2 separate regions of the Homo sapiens genome follow, and region 1 is linked to region 2. Evidence: chromatin loops called from intact Hi-C (ENCODE). Cell type or tissue: CD4-positive, alpha-beta T cell. All regions are shown on one strand. Links, peaks and the distances in the headings refer to the core of each region. The heading gives the core; the rest is flanking DNA.

Region 1 (8,350 bases), core at 1,877-5,876, 280 kb after region 2:
CGCCCAGCTAATTTTGTTTTTGTATTTTTAGTAGAGACGGGGTTTCACCGTGTTAGCCAGGAGGGTCTCAATCTCCTGACTTCGTGATCTGCCCGCCTCGGCCTCCCAAAGTGCTGGGATTACAGGCATGAGCCACCGTGCCCAGCCCCAATGTTATGTTTTTAAGACTCATCCAAGTTGCTGCTTGTAGCTAGCAGCTAATTCATTTATATGGTATTCTGCTATATGTTAACCTACTCTTGATGGTCATGTCTCTTTCTTTTTAAATTGGAAAAAATGTATCTCTTTCAAAAACGTTAAAATAAATACTAAAAAGTCAAAAACAAAACAAAACAAAAACAGGAAATAAGATGCCTGTGAAGAATGCATTGCTTGTGTCTGCAGACTATTTAAAAGTCAAGGTATCTCTCCTTGGAATTTCCTGTTCTAATAGGAGTATAGAGCTTGGCTTATCATGTTCCATTTGATTTGCTATGACATTTATCTGTACTCTTTCTTGGTGGTTTGTTTTTTCAGATTACCAGTTCCTTGCATGTGATTGAAGGGTTCTAGCTGCTTTAGAAACTGCCCCGTCCCCTTGCCTTCACCCTGCCAGTTAAGAACATTCAGGGCACTTTTGTACTCACAGGTCTCAGATTTCCATTTCAGGACATTTGGGCATAGGCCTTCATCAGAGAGTTTCCTCACATATCTCGGGCTGTTGACAACATGACTTGCCTTTTGTAATCCAGTTATTCTGGACATAATGTAAGTGACAGTGATAATTCTATGTTATTCATCTTCCTTGTTAGGCTTTTGTTCTTGAGTCTATTCGTGGCTCAATTTTGTAAATGAAGAAAGCCATTTCTTTTCATGTCTTAAGCCTGGCTGAGAGAACATTTCTCAGCTTCTGTTGACACATCCATTCAACTGTCCACCTAAGAAAGCCTGGAGATACTGATACAGCACCACAAGACATCAGTGCACAGTCCCATGAGAAAACCTCAACTGTTCAAGCCTCACTCTCTAAGATAGTTTTCAAGAGTGTTAACAACTATCTTATTCCTTCTTACAGAAAAGAAGCAAGAAAATTTTTCCAAGAGTGGTAAAACATTTTACCTCTCAAACATTTCTCTAAGTTTCTTTTCCTTTTTGTTGTGTATTTCACAGGCAGGTTTCAATTCTGAATAATGAGCATACGTTTGCCTCTTGAGAACAACCTGAGTTGCAAAAACTCCTTTTTAAGCTTTTCTGCTCAAAGCAATCAACTCTATAAATTATACATCTCTTACTTGATATGCATTTTCTAATAGGTAGTCTAAAGCCATCCCGTATGAATACTCATTTTCACATTAAAGGTGGAAAAAACTTAAAAGCCTTTCTTTTTTTCTATTTTTTTTTTTTTTTTTGCCAAGAGGCAGATATTCTTCTTTTGAAAAGTCTGTTTATTCCTGGTGGGAAGTTTTATTTCTATCTTCAGAAACATCATTTTAAATTTGCGTAATCAGTTCAGCAAACTGCTTCTTATAGTGATAAATAAATATCAAATTAAACTTGCAATTAAAATTTACTAAAAATATAGGTTGCTATAATTTTGTTGGTGATAAAAGTACAGAAGTAGAAATGATTAATGATGATTACTAATTATGCAGCTGTGTTCAGAGCACACAAGTCTATGGAGCTATAGCTTTTTAGCTAAATAACGATGTTATTCCAGGAAAAACCTTTGTATATAATATCTAAATGCAACACATTTCCAGTCAGAACAAACACCCCCATTACCTCATAACGCTTAGCTTGACAAAGAGAACCAGAAAAATAGAATGCTAGAATAATCGTCTCATATCCTCTTTTGCTTATTGTAGTTTTTTTGTTGACTGTTAGATTAGAGTTTCTAAGAAAAAAATGCCATCAATATGAGAAATTATCTGGTATTAATAATAGTGAAGACAGGAGTAGCTTGTTAAAATTCTGGCTTCTTTCTTTCCTAAATTTTGTATATCCTGTCTTGGAATTTCATATTAAAAATAACTTACTGGTGCTGGGCGTGGTGGCTCATGCCTGTAATCCCAGCACTTTGGGAGGCTGAGGTGGGAGGATCGCGAGGTCAGCAGTTCGAGACCGGCCTGGCCAACGTGGTGAAACCCCATCTCTACTAAAAATACAAAAATTAGCCAGGAGTGGTGGCACCCACCTGTAATCCCAGCTACTCGGGAGGCTGAGGTAGGAGAATCGCTTGAACACGGGAGGCAGAGGTTGCAGTGAGCCAAGACCACACCACGGCACTCCAGCCTGGGACAGAGCGAGACTCTGTCTCAAAAAAAAAAAAAAAAAAAAAAAGTAAAAGTAACTTATTGGTAAGGCTAACAAAGTCACTAAAAAATAAAATCACTAAATAATTTTTTTTGTTTGTTTGTTTTTGGTTTTGTTTTATTTTGTTTTAGAGATGGAGTCTTCTGTCACCCAGGCTGGAGTGCAGTGGAGCAATTGTAGCTCACTGTAGCCTCAAACTCCTGGACTTAAGTGATCCTCCTGCCTCAGCCTCTCCAGATGCAAGTCACTGCACCCAGCAGCTTCCTAAATATTTGACTTGTAGACAGAAGACCTGGATTTGATCCTATCATCTATTACTTAAAATAAGAAAACCTACAAATTAGGTAGCCCTCAATTTTTTTAACCACATATTATTTTTGATTAGCACAAAAATCCCATTTTCCCTTCCCTCTTCTTCACTTGTGTAGAAAATCATTATTTTACAAAAAACAATCTTAGAGATAAAACAACAGAGACCTATAGAGGTTATGTGAAATTATAATATCTCAAACTCAGTTCTCTTATATTCTAGTCATGTGTTACTTTCAGTATGCAATCAACAAACAAAACTAGGCTGGGCATGACAGCTCATGCCTATAATCTAGCACTTTGAGAGGCTAAGGCAGAAGGATTGCTTGAGCCCAGGAGTTTGAGACCAGCCCAAGCAGCATAGCAAGACCCTGTCTCTAAAACTAAAACAAAAATAAACACACAAAAAGGAGACAGAGAAAGGCAGAGAGAAAAAGAGGAGAGACAAAGGGAGAAAAAGAAAAAAACAGAGAAAGGGAAGAAAGAAGAAAGATAAAAGAGGGTGTTGTTGTGAATGTTAAGTATGGCATTCCAAGTAGAGAAGAAAATGATAAAGTAGTAGAAAAAATATGGAAATTTGGAAAAAGTTGTCCTCAAACCAGAATAGCTACTGAGACTACCAAATTGTGGCTGTAATTTAGTGGATAATTAACATGAAAAATGTTGGATTAGGGAGATGCATACAATTTTCCTTCACAGAGGTGGCTTGGTGTGATGGAAAAGATAAAAAACAAACAAAAACTCGTCTAGAAATTCAATGCTTCTGTTGGAATTTGGTTCCACCTCTGAAGTGCAGGGTGACCTCGTCCATGTTGTGTAACTTATTTACTCTTCTTTCCTCATATGGGAAATGATGATAGAGTATCCATCAACCTACCCACATCACAGGGTTATCTGAGGAACTGATGATATCACTGTTGTATAAAAGCTTTTTGAAAGTTGTAAAGCACCAAAGCAACATGTAACATATGACCACAAGTAAACCACATGCTGTTCCTTCGCGTGGAAGTTGGAAAGTCAAATGCAAAAGTAAAATGGAGGAGATGGGTTACATCATTTTAAAGAAAAATGCAGCTGATCCCATTAACCACAGCCAGATTTTTAAGACCAACTTTGACATTTTTTGAGTGCTTAATCTTTTTTTTTTTTTTTTTTTGAGACGGAGTCTTGCTCTGTTACCCAGGCTGGAGTGGAGTGGCGTGATCTCAGTTCACTGCAAGCTCCGCCTCCCGGGTTCACGCCATTCTCCCGCCTCAGTCTCCCGAGTAGCTGGGACTACAGGCGCCTGCCACCGCGCCCGGCTAATTTTTTGTATTTTTAGTAGAGACAGGGTTTCACAGTGTTAGCCAGGATGGTCTCGATCTCTTGACCTCGTGATCCGCCCGCCTCAGCCTCCCAAAGTGCTGGGATTACAGGCGTGAGCCACCGTGCCCGGCCAGTGCTTAATCTTAAGCAACAGACCTTACGCAATTTTGTTTTAGTATCATGAACACAAGAATCTGTTTGTTTTTGTTTTTGTTTTGTTGTTGTTGTTGTTTTTGACAAAGTGGTTTGAAGAGGCATTGGGGAAGGAAGCAAGATACTCACAACTGAGGGGACCTCAGCCATTTGCCTCCTTATTTCAGAGCATTGTGAGATGACGGTAAGGAGGAGGGCTCACAAGGGGCTCGTGTCTGCCTCTCCGTCTGCCGCTGAGTGACGAAGAGCAAACTGCAGAGCTGGAGACACAGCAGTATCCCAGAGAACTGGCCTGATGGCTCCTCCTGGGCCACGCACCTCCTGTCAGAGCTGGCCAGTTAGCGTTGGCAGACAACCTAGTTAGGACAAGGACATAGAATCAGAGTGGCTGACACAAGAGAGCTCCTCACTGTGACAGCAACTCAAACTTCTGGGGCTCCAGAAAGGAAATAGATGTTTGGAAACAGATATGACAAAAGGCCTTTCCCTTCAACTGCTCAGCATGTGAGACTGAATTTTGGAAGATTAAAAAAAATAAAATAAAAAGAACCATTGTTCATCCCCTCAGGGCTCAGCAAGTGTTTTATCACATTTTTATGAAATATAGTCTTCGCCGCAGAGCTTTGTTTGCATGAGGGTGTGTCCCATCCATGGGTGGAAAATTTCCATAACTTTTTTCCATTCTGTTCTGTTCCTCCCTCTTTTGTACAGTTTTTCAGGGTCTCTGTCCATTGTGATTCTAACATGGACCAACCCTAAGGACCAATGTTATTTGCTATTTTAAAACTTGAAAGATCAAAATGGCAGGGGAAGAAATCAGAATCCTTTTAGTGCCAATTACTCGCCAAATGTCTGTATGAAGAGCCAACGTGACACCTTTCTTACTTAATTCATCCACCAGTGACATTTGTTAAATGATTATTCAGCCAATACTATGTCAAAGAATACCATATACTTTAAAAAATCCTTTAATTCAGCAAATCAGCTGATATGAGTGATTTTGTTCCTAAAAAGGTTGGTGTGTTTAAATCTCTTTCCCACTTGCAGTCTTCCCTACTGCTGTGTCTGAGGCAGGTGTTGACAGTTGTTATTCTGTGGTAGGAATTTTTAGAAACAACAGCACTGTAGGGTGGACAAATGGCTTCATCAGGAAATCATGCACTGGTTTGAGATAAGCAAGGGTGGATTTGAAAATCACCTTCCCTTTAGTGTCACTTGTACTTTCTCTTCCTTTAGCTGCTCTCTGTTGTGAATTCTGTCCCTGCAAAGCTTGTCACATACTCCTTACATACACCCTCCTTTCTTGCACAGAGCAATGATCTTACCATTTTCTGAGAGAAACTCATAGATTCGTGTATTACGAGACAAAAGTTGACATCAGTCTTCTCTTAGATCGTTTACAGAAACAAAACAAAGAAACAAAAGAAAATTAGTGCTTTCTGCAGAGGAACAGGTACACACACTGGGATGCCCTGCACTTCCTGGACAATCAATTCTGGAAACACTATGGTCACCTACAGCACCACAATGAACTGCATTCCAAGAAGCCTGGAGAGCAAATGCTGAGATGTTCTTTTTGGTACAATGCAAAAGCATATCACATTGCTGTTTGCCCACAGCACACTTTTTAACTTAAAAGTAAATGCTAATACTTTGAAGATTAAATATTAAAAAAAAAACCTCAAACCTAAGCAAATTTTAGTCTCTCTGGAAAAGCAATTGATAAATAATACACTCAAACTGTGACTATATTTTCACACTGTTAAGAATTTATTTATTAAAAAATAATATGTTTCTGGAAACAGCTCCCTTTTGATCATCTCCCCAGAGCTAGAATATACACACAAATTCTATGGAATCAAAGCCTTGTAGGTAAGAAACAATTTTGTTAGATGAATTCTTCAGGAAAGAAGATCATGCCAAGATAGGCCATCTACTTTTAAAAAAAAAAAAAAAAACTGGATTCTCCATCCTATAATAATAGATCATAAGTTGAATCTGTAGTGTGTAATGTGTCAGCTTGGCTAGGATGAACTACATTTCACAGAATTCCTGTTCTTGTATCTTTCCGGGTAAGGTGAGCTATGTGGAGAGGTTCTTGTGGGAGAAAGGAGGGTGGAAGGGAAGCAGCAGCCACATTTCAGCCGCCCCCTAAACACTGTGGCTTATCTGCTGGCTTACTTCCTTGGTGTGGGCAGTGGCCAGGCTTGCAGCTGTTTCATCTTCCCATGTATCCTCCTTCAGCTTTTCTGATTCCTTCTCTGGTAATTAAAAAGTACAAACTGCTCTAGATATAGTGGTAAGACATTTGCACACCAAGGGTAGGAAATAAACCCCACAAATATCAAGTCTGAGGCATGTTGAGGCACCCCACAAATAGAGACCAGAACAAGAGAAGGCTCCGTAAGTCCAGACTGCTCTGCAAGCAGCTCTGCCACTTAGACCACATGATCCAGAAGAGCCAATGGTGCTTGAAATGCCAGTAACAGAAAGAAAGGCTGTTTAAAGCCTTTGCCAGGCTCCTATAGGTACAGCACAGACAAGACCCTTAGAATTTTGGAAGAAAGCCCTGCCATTCTTGATAGGTAATGATTCTTCTTTTATGAAATAGCTTTTATGTTATTACCGGGCCTTGGTAGAGACTGAATGTTTGACGATGGGCTACCAAGTTACCATATGACCTGAGCTGCCCATTACTAGTGTTGTCTGAGTCACCAGGCCATAAAGTTGAGTATGCACAGAAGGACTCTCTGATTAAATGGAAGTGGTAGATACGAAATTGGGCCTCAGCAGGGCCTGAAAGCACAAATACGTTGCATGAGCAAGTGGCCTACATATCCGTGACCCTTACTCCTATTACATTGCCTTCTTTCTCTCAACTTACACCTATGACCCTTGGAGAGCTTCCTATGACAAGCTGATAAAGGGATAAAAATCTTGGGCCTAGTTTGCAGAACTTCAAGCAATGCTCCTGGTCATTCATTTTGCTTCAAAGAATAAATGTCCAGAAGTACAAGTCAACACTAACTCATGGGCTATTTGGTTGTATGGTCAGAGAATTGGAAGGAACATGATTGAGAAATTGGTGACAAGGAAATCTGGTGAAAAGGTAGGTTGATGGACCTCTTCAAATGGGCATAGTATGTAAAAATATCTGTGTTCCATGTGAATGCTCGCCAAAGGGTAAACTCAACAGAGGAGGATTTTATTCATCAGGTGAACAGAATGAGCCATTCTGTGGACATTCGTCACCTTTCTTCCCAACCAACTCCTGTCATTACCCAACTGGAAAATGAAAAAAACAAAAAAAAGGCAATGGTGGCAAAAAATGGCAGTTATGCGTGGGCTCATCGACATGAACTTCTACTTACCAAGGCCTATCTAGCTATAGCCACCACTGAGTGGTGCCAAAACTGAGTGCCTGATCTGTTAACAGCAGAGATTGACAGTGAGCTCCTGACATGGCACCATTCCCAGCTACTAGGCTGATTACATTAGATCACTTCCCTCATGGAAGTGGCAGTGTTTGGCTCTTACTGGAATAGACACTTGTTGTGGATATGCATTTGACTTCCCTGCCCACATGCTCCTGCTAAAACCACTACAAAAACCATGTACAGAATAACTTATTCACTATCACGGTATTTCACACAGCATCACTTTTGACCAACAAATTTGTGTCACAGCAAATGAGGTACAGCAATGGACTCATGCAACCCACTGATCTTACCGTGTTCCCCGTCACCCTGAAGCAGCTGGCTTGATAGAATGGTGGAATGTCCTTTTGGAGACTCATGTATGGTCTTTTAGGATGCAAAGTATGCTCTAGATCAGCATCCAACATATATTTCTGTTTCTTCCTTAGCCAGAACTCATGCGTACGGGGATCAAGGGGTGGAAATAGGACAGGATCTTCTCACTATTATCCCTAGCAGTTCACTAACAAACGATTGCTTCCAGTCCCTGTGACATCAGGCTCGGGTGGTAAAGAGGTCTTAGTTCCAAAAGGAGGAGTTCTTCTGTCAGGGGACATATGATGACTCGGTTGATCTGGAGTGCCACCTGACCGCTTTGACTCATGCCATTGAATCAACAGGCAAAGAAGGCAGTGATTCAATCTAGGCTGCTTCTACACAAAGAGAATCAGGAGCATGTCTTGAAAGCTAAAGTTCTAGGTTTCCTGTTAGTACTACCATATCCTGTGATTAAAGTGAATAGAAAACTACATCAGTTCAACTTAACAAGACTGCTAATGTCCTAGAACATTCAGGAACAAAGATTTGGTTTATAT
Region 2 (8,350 bases), core at 2,717-6,716:
GCCTCAAACAATCCTCCCTCCTTGGCTTCCCCAAGTGTTGGGATTACAGGCGTGAGCCACTGTGCCCATCCTAGAATTTTTTAAATTTTCAAAACAGTAATCTGTCCTTGAGTGTGAACTAGATTGTACTGACAATCTGAATAGATATTTCAACTAATGGTTAAAAAACAAACAAAACACCCAAAACACATCTTAGAATGATTCTCATGTCTTCCAAATAAAAATACTTTAAAATGTTGTCAATACTTTTACCTATTTAGCTTATGCCTTTGGTTATAGAAAATATAGAATCAATGATAATGAATTAATAAGAAAATAAAAATAGATATTTCAACTAATGGTTAAAAAACAAACAAAACACCCAAAACACATCTTAGAATGATTCTCATGTCTTCCAAATAAAAATACTTTAAAATTTTGTCAATACTTTTACCTATTTAGCTTATGCCTTTGGTTATAGAAAATATAGAATCAATGATAATGAATTAATAAGAAAATAAAAAATATATTCCATCTTTAATATACTGATGGTTCAGTTTTATTTCTAAATTGTCTGAGATGGAAGTATATTAAACATAAATGGTGAAAGTATAATGGGGACAATTCATTATGTCCTTTGGAAACATTTTCATTGTAAATTCCAGTTGTATTTATTTTTTATTTATTTATCTATTTATTTATTATTATTTGTTTTAGATGGAGTTTCCCTCTTGTTGCCCAGGCTGGAGTGCAATGGCACGATCTCGGTTCACTGCAACCTCCGCCTCCTGGGTTCAAGCGATTCCCCTGCCTCAGCCTCCTAAGTAGCTGGGATTACAGGCATGTGGCAACATGCTCGGCTAAGTTTGTATTTTCAGTAGAGACGGGGTTTCTCCATGTTGGTCAGGCTGGTCTCGAACTCCTGGCCTCAGGTGATCTGCTTGCCTTGGCCTCCGAAAGTGCTGGGATTACAGGCACGAGCCACCGCGCCCGGCCATAACGTGCAGTTTTAAAGTATTATCCTTGATGAAATTAAATTGTTACCAATTTTCCAACCTGCATGATTCATTAACTCTGCACTAATGAATTATACTGCCTGACTTATTCCCAGGAAGCTCTAGATGTTGCTCATCAATCTATGGATAATTGTTGTTTGTGGTTTTTAAGCTCCATTGCATTTTTATCTATATAGATGGAGAATTAAGTCTTGATGTGACAAAGTTGAAAAATAATAAAACCAAAGTTCAGAAAACTCTAAACAATAGTTTTATTTATTTATTTTAATAATATTCATTTATTTATTTTATTTATTTTTAAAATTATACTTCAAGTCCTGGGATACATGTGCAGAACATGCAGGTTTGTTACACAGGCATACACATGCCATGGTGATTTGCTGCACCCATCAACCCATCATCTACATTAGGTATTTCTCCTAATGCCATCCCTCCCACCCCACCCCCTGACAGGCCCTGGTGTGTGATGTTCCTCTCCCTGTACCCATATGTTCTCATTGTTCAACTACCATTTATGAGTGAGAACATGCAGTGTTTGGTTTTCTGTTCCTGTGTTAGTTTGCTGAGAATGATCATTTCTAGCTTCATCCATGTCCCTGCAAAGGATAAGAACTCCTTTTTTTATGGCTGCATAGTATTCCATGATGTATATGTGCCACATTTTCTTTATCCAGTCTAACATTGATGGGCATTTGGGTTGGTTCCAAGTCTTTGCTATTGTGAATAGTGCTGCAATAAACCTATGTGTGCACGTGTCTTTATAGTAGAATGATTTATAATCCTTTGGGTATAAAGGATTGGGAAAAGCATAGTATCTGGGCTGGATAGCACCGTCCCTCACGGCATAGTCCCTCATGGCTTCCCTTGGCTACGGGAGAGAGTTCCCCGACCCCCTTGCACTTCCCGGGTAAGGCAACGCCCCCCACCTGCTTCTGCTCGCCCTCCATGGGCTGCATCCACTGTCTAACCAGTACCAGTGAGATGAACCAGGTACCTCAGTTGGAAATGCAGAAATCACTCGCCTTCTGCATTGGTCTTGCTGGGAGCTGCAGACCAGAGCTGTTCCTATTCGGCCATCTTGCCCGGGAATCTTATTTATTTTTTGAGATGGAGTTTCACTCTTGTTGCCCAGGCTGGAGTGCAATGGCGCAATCTTGGCTCACTGCAACCTCTGCCTCCCAGGTTCAAGTGATTCTCCTGCCTCAGCCCCCTGAGTGGCTAGGATTACAGGCACCCACCACCATGCCCAGCTAATTTTTGTATTTTTAGTAGAGACGGGGTTTCGCCATGTTGGCCAGGCTGGTCTTGAACTCCTGACCTCAGGTGATCCACCCGCCTTGGCCTCCCAAAGTGCTGGGATTACAGGCGTGAGCCACCATGCCCTGCCTTAAACAATAGTTTTAAAAACCTCTAGGACCTGTAGTTTGTTTTTTGTTTAGAGATGAGGTCTTGCTATGTTGCCCATGCTGGTCTGGAACTCCTGTACTCAAGGGATCCTCTTGCCTCAGAATATCGTGGACTAAAGGTGTGAGGCACCATGCCAAGCCCTGTGGTTTATTTACACTGTAGGCTGTAATAGTTTAGCTTTCCAGGCAGTGACTATGTCTTAGAATTAAAGATAAAGACAGTTGCTTGAGATGCCTTAGAGAGGGCTGCAGTTCAATGGGAGAAAATGCCAGAATTATTTTTCTGTGAGAATATTTCAGGTTACAGTCTAGATTAGACAAATAGCATCTTTAAGGTTTTGTCAACAATAGATATTCAGGGGAAATAAAACCTTCAGAATCAGGGCTAAAAATCTAAAAATTCTGTCCTAGAGAAGGGCAAACTTGAAGATTTTTACTTCACTTTTCCTGCTAGTTTAGCTAAAGAAATATGAAAATGGGCTGGGCATGGTGGCTAATGCCTGTTATCCCAGTGCTTTGGGAGGCCAAAGTGGGTGGATTATTGAGCCCAGGATTTTGGGACCAGCCTGGGCAACATAGCGTAGACCTTGTCTCTACAAAAAATATTTAAAAATGGCCAGGACTAGTGGCTCATGCCTATAATCCCAGAACTTTGGGAGGTTGAGGCAAGTGGATAGCTTGAGCCCAGGAGTTCCAGACCAGCCCAGGCAACATAGTGAGACCTCATCTGTATCAAAAGAAGGTAAAAGAAATACAAAAACAAGTCTTAACAACTAAGCAAAGAAATAAGTACCTTGACTTGTTCTCACTTGTTCTATAAGAGTTACACTGGCACAAGCTCATCTAATGATGTAGTTGCTTTGAAATCTCTACTTCCTTTTTTACTTCTTTTTGCTGAACAAAAATATTTAATGAACAGGCTTGGATTAATAAGTTTGGTGATGGTGTCCAATGAACACAAATGACCACGTAAAGGGTAGTAGTAGATTGGACACCTTATACATAGTTCAGAATCATCATATGATCTTCATGGTTGAGGCTTGTTTCTTTTCTTTTTTTTCTTTTTTTTTTGAGATGGAGTTTCACTCTTGTTGCCCAGGCTGGAGTACAATAGCACTATCTCGGCTCACTGCAACCTCTGCCTCCCAGGTTCAAGTGATTCTCCTGCCGCAGCCTCCCAAGTAGCTGGGATTACAGGCATGTGCCACCCCGCCTGGCTAATTTTTGTATTTTTTTTTTTTTAGTAGAGAAGGGGTTTCACCATGTTGTTAGGGCTGGTCTCGAACTCCTGACCTCAGGTGATCTGCCCACCTCAACCTCCCAAAGTGCTGGGATTACAGGTGTGAACCACCACACCTGGCCCTTGTTTGATTCCTTTTAGGCTTGGGAAAAAAGGGTGAAGATGGGGGAGGACAGAAGCAGAGATAAACGAAGTAAATGTTCATACATTCTCTCACTTGAACCTCTCAGCAACCCTGTTAAGTTTGTATTTGTATTTGTATTTATTTATTTATTTGACACAGAGTCTTGCTCTATACCCCAGGCTGGAGTGCAGTGGTGTGATCTCGGCTCACTGCAAACTCCACCTACCGGGTTCAAGCAATTCTCCTGCCTCAGCCTCCTGAGTAGCTGGGATTACAGGTGCCTGCCACCACACCCAGCTAATTTTTGTATTTTTAGTAGAGACAGGGTTTCGCCATGTTGGCTAGGCTGGTCTCAAACTCCTGACCTCAGGTGACCCACTCGCCTCCAACTCCCTAAGTGCTGGGAGCCACTGTGCCTGGCCAAGTTCGTATTATGATTCATTTTATAAATGGGAAACTTAAAGACACAGCTGGCAAATGTCAAAGCTGGACTTTGAACTAAGATCTAACACCAAAACCATGCTTGATGCATAGTAGGGCCAGTGATTTATTTTTTTTTTTAATATTAGGTAATAGCAAGTAATATGCCCAGAGACATGATGGGCTGACAAAGTATTGACGGGTCTTGTTCTTACTGTCCCTTCTATGCCCCAGTGCTCAACTTCCCCTTAACCCATTCCTTATCCTTCCCCACCACCATTCCACCCCCAATAAAGTCACCCAAGACAGGAAAAATTGTTAACTATTTTCAGAATACTTTGGTAAAGTTGAGGAAGGGGAAGGAAACAAAGTCTTCCAGAGCAGAGGGGGAAAATCCCTCTTTTGATGAAACATCCTGTGTAGCAACTGTGAAGCCTGGATTTCCCCAGGATGAGGTTAGAGTAGCAGGCTGCTGCTTGTCACATGGCCTCAGTTCAAAGTCACACCTGTGGGGGCCTCCCGTAAAATTTACCTATATATGGCCCTCCACAAAGCCACAAACACAGAACTCAAAATGGCATTCACCACTTCTGAGATGCTGAACAGGAAGGAATAGCACTGTTTTTACAAATTAAGTGCACAGTATATGTCACAAGGAGGAAATAAACCCTATGAGTTTGAACTTGCACATCCTCTCAATACTGAAAGATTAATTTTGGTGGCTGAGGTTAATAATACGGTTATTCGTGTTTGGATATGAATGTAACTCGACCGATTGGGAAAGCAGGTGCTAGATTGATGTACCATGCCTGAGACCCATGAGTCATTGTCACTGATTTACAAGCTGGCCTTGCCATGAAAATGGAAGCCAGAGCCAACTCTATGTCATACAATTTATGCCATTCACTAAAATTATAGATAATTTCAGCCTGTGCATTTGCAAAACAGTCTATGCCATTTTTGCTTTAAACATCTTTTGTACTTGGTCTCTCTGACTTGTCTAAATAAGTATTATCATTCATAATAACCATTACCAATCCATTATGCAACATCATGAAAATATATACAGCTTTTAGATTTAATCCATGAAATAAAGCCTATGACTTCTGCTTGCATCTTTGATAAACGGCCAAGTTCTCACAGCTGTTATGATTTCAATTATGAAGAAAATTGGAACTTTTGCATTCTTCAGTGGCTAAAAATCACTCAGAAAAAAACACTTGTTCACATAAGCTATTTTTTTCCCTCGTGTGTATCATGAGCCTTGGGTCTGATTAGTGTAGTTGATTAAAGCAATGTGCCAAAAGGCAAAGGGCCCTTGTTAAAGCCCAAGGAAGGTCAGCTAGATTAACTTCCCAAGTTTACTGAAAATCTGTTCTATTAGTAGTCTTCAGCCAAATTAGGCAAGGGAGTACAAACAGATCAGTACAAATCCAGTCTTTAATGCTAGCAAAATGTAGCTCAAACCACAGTTAACATTGATACAAGGTCAATAATGTCATCTTCCCATACAGAGACAGATGACACACATGCAGAAGCATCTTAGAAACACCTGCTCTCCTCCGCCTTTTTTTTTTTTTTTTTTTTTTTTTAGATGGAGAGTCCCTCTGTCGCCCAGGCTGGAGTACAGTAGTGAAATCCCAGCTCACTGCAACCTGGGCCTCCTGGGTTCAAGTGGTTCTCCTGCCTCAGCCTCCCCAGTAGCTGGGATTACAGTCATGTGCCACGACGCCCAGATAGTTTTTATATTTTTAGTAGAGACAGGGTTTCACCATGTTGGCCAGGCTGGTCTCAAACTACCTGCCTCGGCCTTATTTACAGGTTTTGTCTCCTCATATACAACCAATCTCAACATAGAGAACTCCCTAACTCTGATCCAGGTAGGCTCTCCCTCATCAAGAGATTAAGAGTTCTGAAGTTAAATGAACTACAAAATGAACTACAGTTTATAATCCATTGCCTCACATCCAAAGTGCTTCCTCTCCCTTTCTTTTTATCCCCCTCTCCCTTCAACTACTATTCTCTGAAGCTTTTCAGTTCTCTCAAATCTTAATTTTATTTTTTTCCTCCACAAGAACAAACTTGGTAAATAACCAAGATTGTTCGTGGTTTCAGGCTCCTCTTTTTAATCATTTTTCTCATGTCAGTAATGAGAGCTCCTGAGTTAATATTATGCTTTCCCAAACCTGGAATCCTCGTCTTTTTTGCAGAAGAAGAATCAAGCGTATTGTACGAAATCTCAAGCATATTTATCCTTAACAAGGTCAAAGTCAGAAACCTTAATCCAAAACCATAAACCTCCTGCAGAAAAAATCTCTGGAATTCAACTCTCTCTCGTCTATTCTTTATTCCTACTGATACCACTTTTGTGATTGAAACATGAAACAGATCCTCATCTCCTGAAGATGATATATAGAAATTGTTTTAAATGCCTTGTGAAAACCCTTAATAACCCGAATTCTGTTCCCCAGTTGAGCTATATTTTCCTTGCTCCAAATTTACCATGTCATTCCAGGCCTCCAGGCCTTTGGTTATTTGTCCCATCTGTCTGGGCTTCTCTTCCCCGCCCTTCCTTACCTTACTAACTTACTCATCCTTCACTTCTTAGCTTAGATTTCTCTTCTGCTGAGAAGCCTTCACTGGCCCCTACATCGTCAGCTATGGGAACCCTCTTATGTGTAGTCTCTATCTCCCCCTCTTCTAGCACTTGTCACAGTGTGTTGTAACTGCGTGGTTGCTTGGATTTTCCCCCTGTCCTGGAAACACAGCCTAGGGTGCTTACTGCCAAGCTTATGATAGAAACTCTCAATAAACACCAGCTGAGAGAATAAACCAAGGCTTTGCTGTGTGCTGGGAGAGGATTCAGCATTCTGGTATCCGTAACCCTGTTACATAGGTGGTCACTACCTGAAAGGTCTGCTTTCATGCTGGTGTCAGATTTGCTTGTTTTAAAAATAACTCAGGGCTGCTGATACATGCAATTCTAAGCCAAGAAGAGAACCGTAATGGTCATCAATTTCTTTCTTTCTTTTTTGTTACCACCAAGTTAATGCATTTAACGTTTTCTAATCTACAAAGACCTATAACCTCTGCTCCCCACGTTACTTAACTAGAGAGCTACCTATCTGCTACTCATCAAACCCAGCCAGAGATGCCAAGTTCCTGAATTTTTTTTCTCACATAGAAATCTAGATGAATCCCCTGAAATGGTCATTTTAAAATCAAGTCAAAAGGAAAACAACAGGAAATACTCACTAGAGTAAAAGAGAAAAGTGAATCGAGGACAGACTTGTGTATTTACAACTCTCAAGGCCAATGAACATTGGAAAAGCAAACTAAAATGATAGATAGCAAGCTGTGGAATTTGGCTTGACCTTAAAGAGGATTTTAATATGCTCTTATATCACTGTCTGCTACTCAAGGTCGATAAGAAAAGCGTGGTTTTCTTACGGAACAGAGCTGAGTCACTTATATAATACCAGTGCATTTCAGTTGATTGTGATGATTTTTTCAAGAGATGATGTCACACAAATTGAGTTTTGCTTGAATCTTGCCTAAAAATAGTTTGATTTATTTACTAGGTCAAAAAGACAAGGGGATCTAACATCAATGACAAGTAAAAATAGAAAGATTTATTTATCCTGAACACTATGGACAAATGTGTGTCTCAGCACATTTAGGTGTTTATCCAAGGCTCTTTGTGTAAGTAGAATGAACCAGAAGCAATTTACTATATGTGAATAAGAAATATCAAGGTGATATTAATGGTTTGTATTTCCCTTTTCTGTAGAAGATTTGTAAGAAGAGTCTTTTCAGGTCCCCAAAGGTAAACTTTAGGATTAAATTATATGGTTTTAAGAAATTATCACTAAATCTTTCCCCCATTTTTTTTAACCCTTAAACATTTTTGTTTGAAACAGGGTCTCACTCTGTTGTTCAGGCTGCAGTGCAGTGGCAAGATCATGGCTCACTGCAGACTTGACCTCCTGGGCTCAAGCTGTCCTGCCTCAGCCTCTCAGGTAGCTGGGACTATAGGTGTGCACTACTATACACGGCTAATTTATTTCATCGTATTTTTTGTAGAGACAGGGTCTCACTATGTTGCCCAGGCTAGTTTTGGGTTCCTGGGCTCAAGCAATCATCCTGCCTTGGGCTCCCAAAGTTC

What was found. Peaks named below come from ENCODE experiments on the same cell type or tissue, not always from the same donor. Only the 100,000 strongest peaks of a DNase experiment are listed, where the experiment ranks them.
Region 1: a loop joins it to region 2, with 10 times the contacts of the local background. A loop is called at or near these places in 3 of 110 quality-filtered maps.

The regions. Positions count from the first base shown.
Region 1 is chr6:134,526,650-134,534,999 of GRCh38, forward strand. It overlaps LINC03002 (long intergenic non-protein coding RNA 3002), which reads right to left. Exons shown (of 3, transcript NR_125856.1): 2 at 4,189-4,415. Among named protein-coding and RNA genes, the nearest start is that of LINC03002, 9.2 kb to the right of the region's middle. RefSeq lists an enhancer at 7,507-8,350. In CD4-positive, alpha-beta T cell, for the core only: no CTCF peak of the experiment used is centred there; a DNase peak (open chromatin) is centred at 3,532.
Region 2 is chr6:134,242,694-134,251,043 of GRCh38, forward strand. All of the region lies in intron 2 of SGK1 (serum/glucocorticoid regulated kinase 1), which reads right to left. Among named protein-coding and RNA genes, the nearest start is that of SGK1, 71 kb to the right of the region's middle. In CD4-positive, alpha-beta T cell, for the core only: no CTCF peak of the experiment used is centred there; a DNase peak (open chromatin) is centred at 4,678; H3K4me3 peaks cover 661 bases; H3K27ac peaks cover 2,508 bases.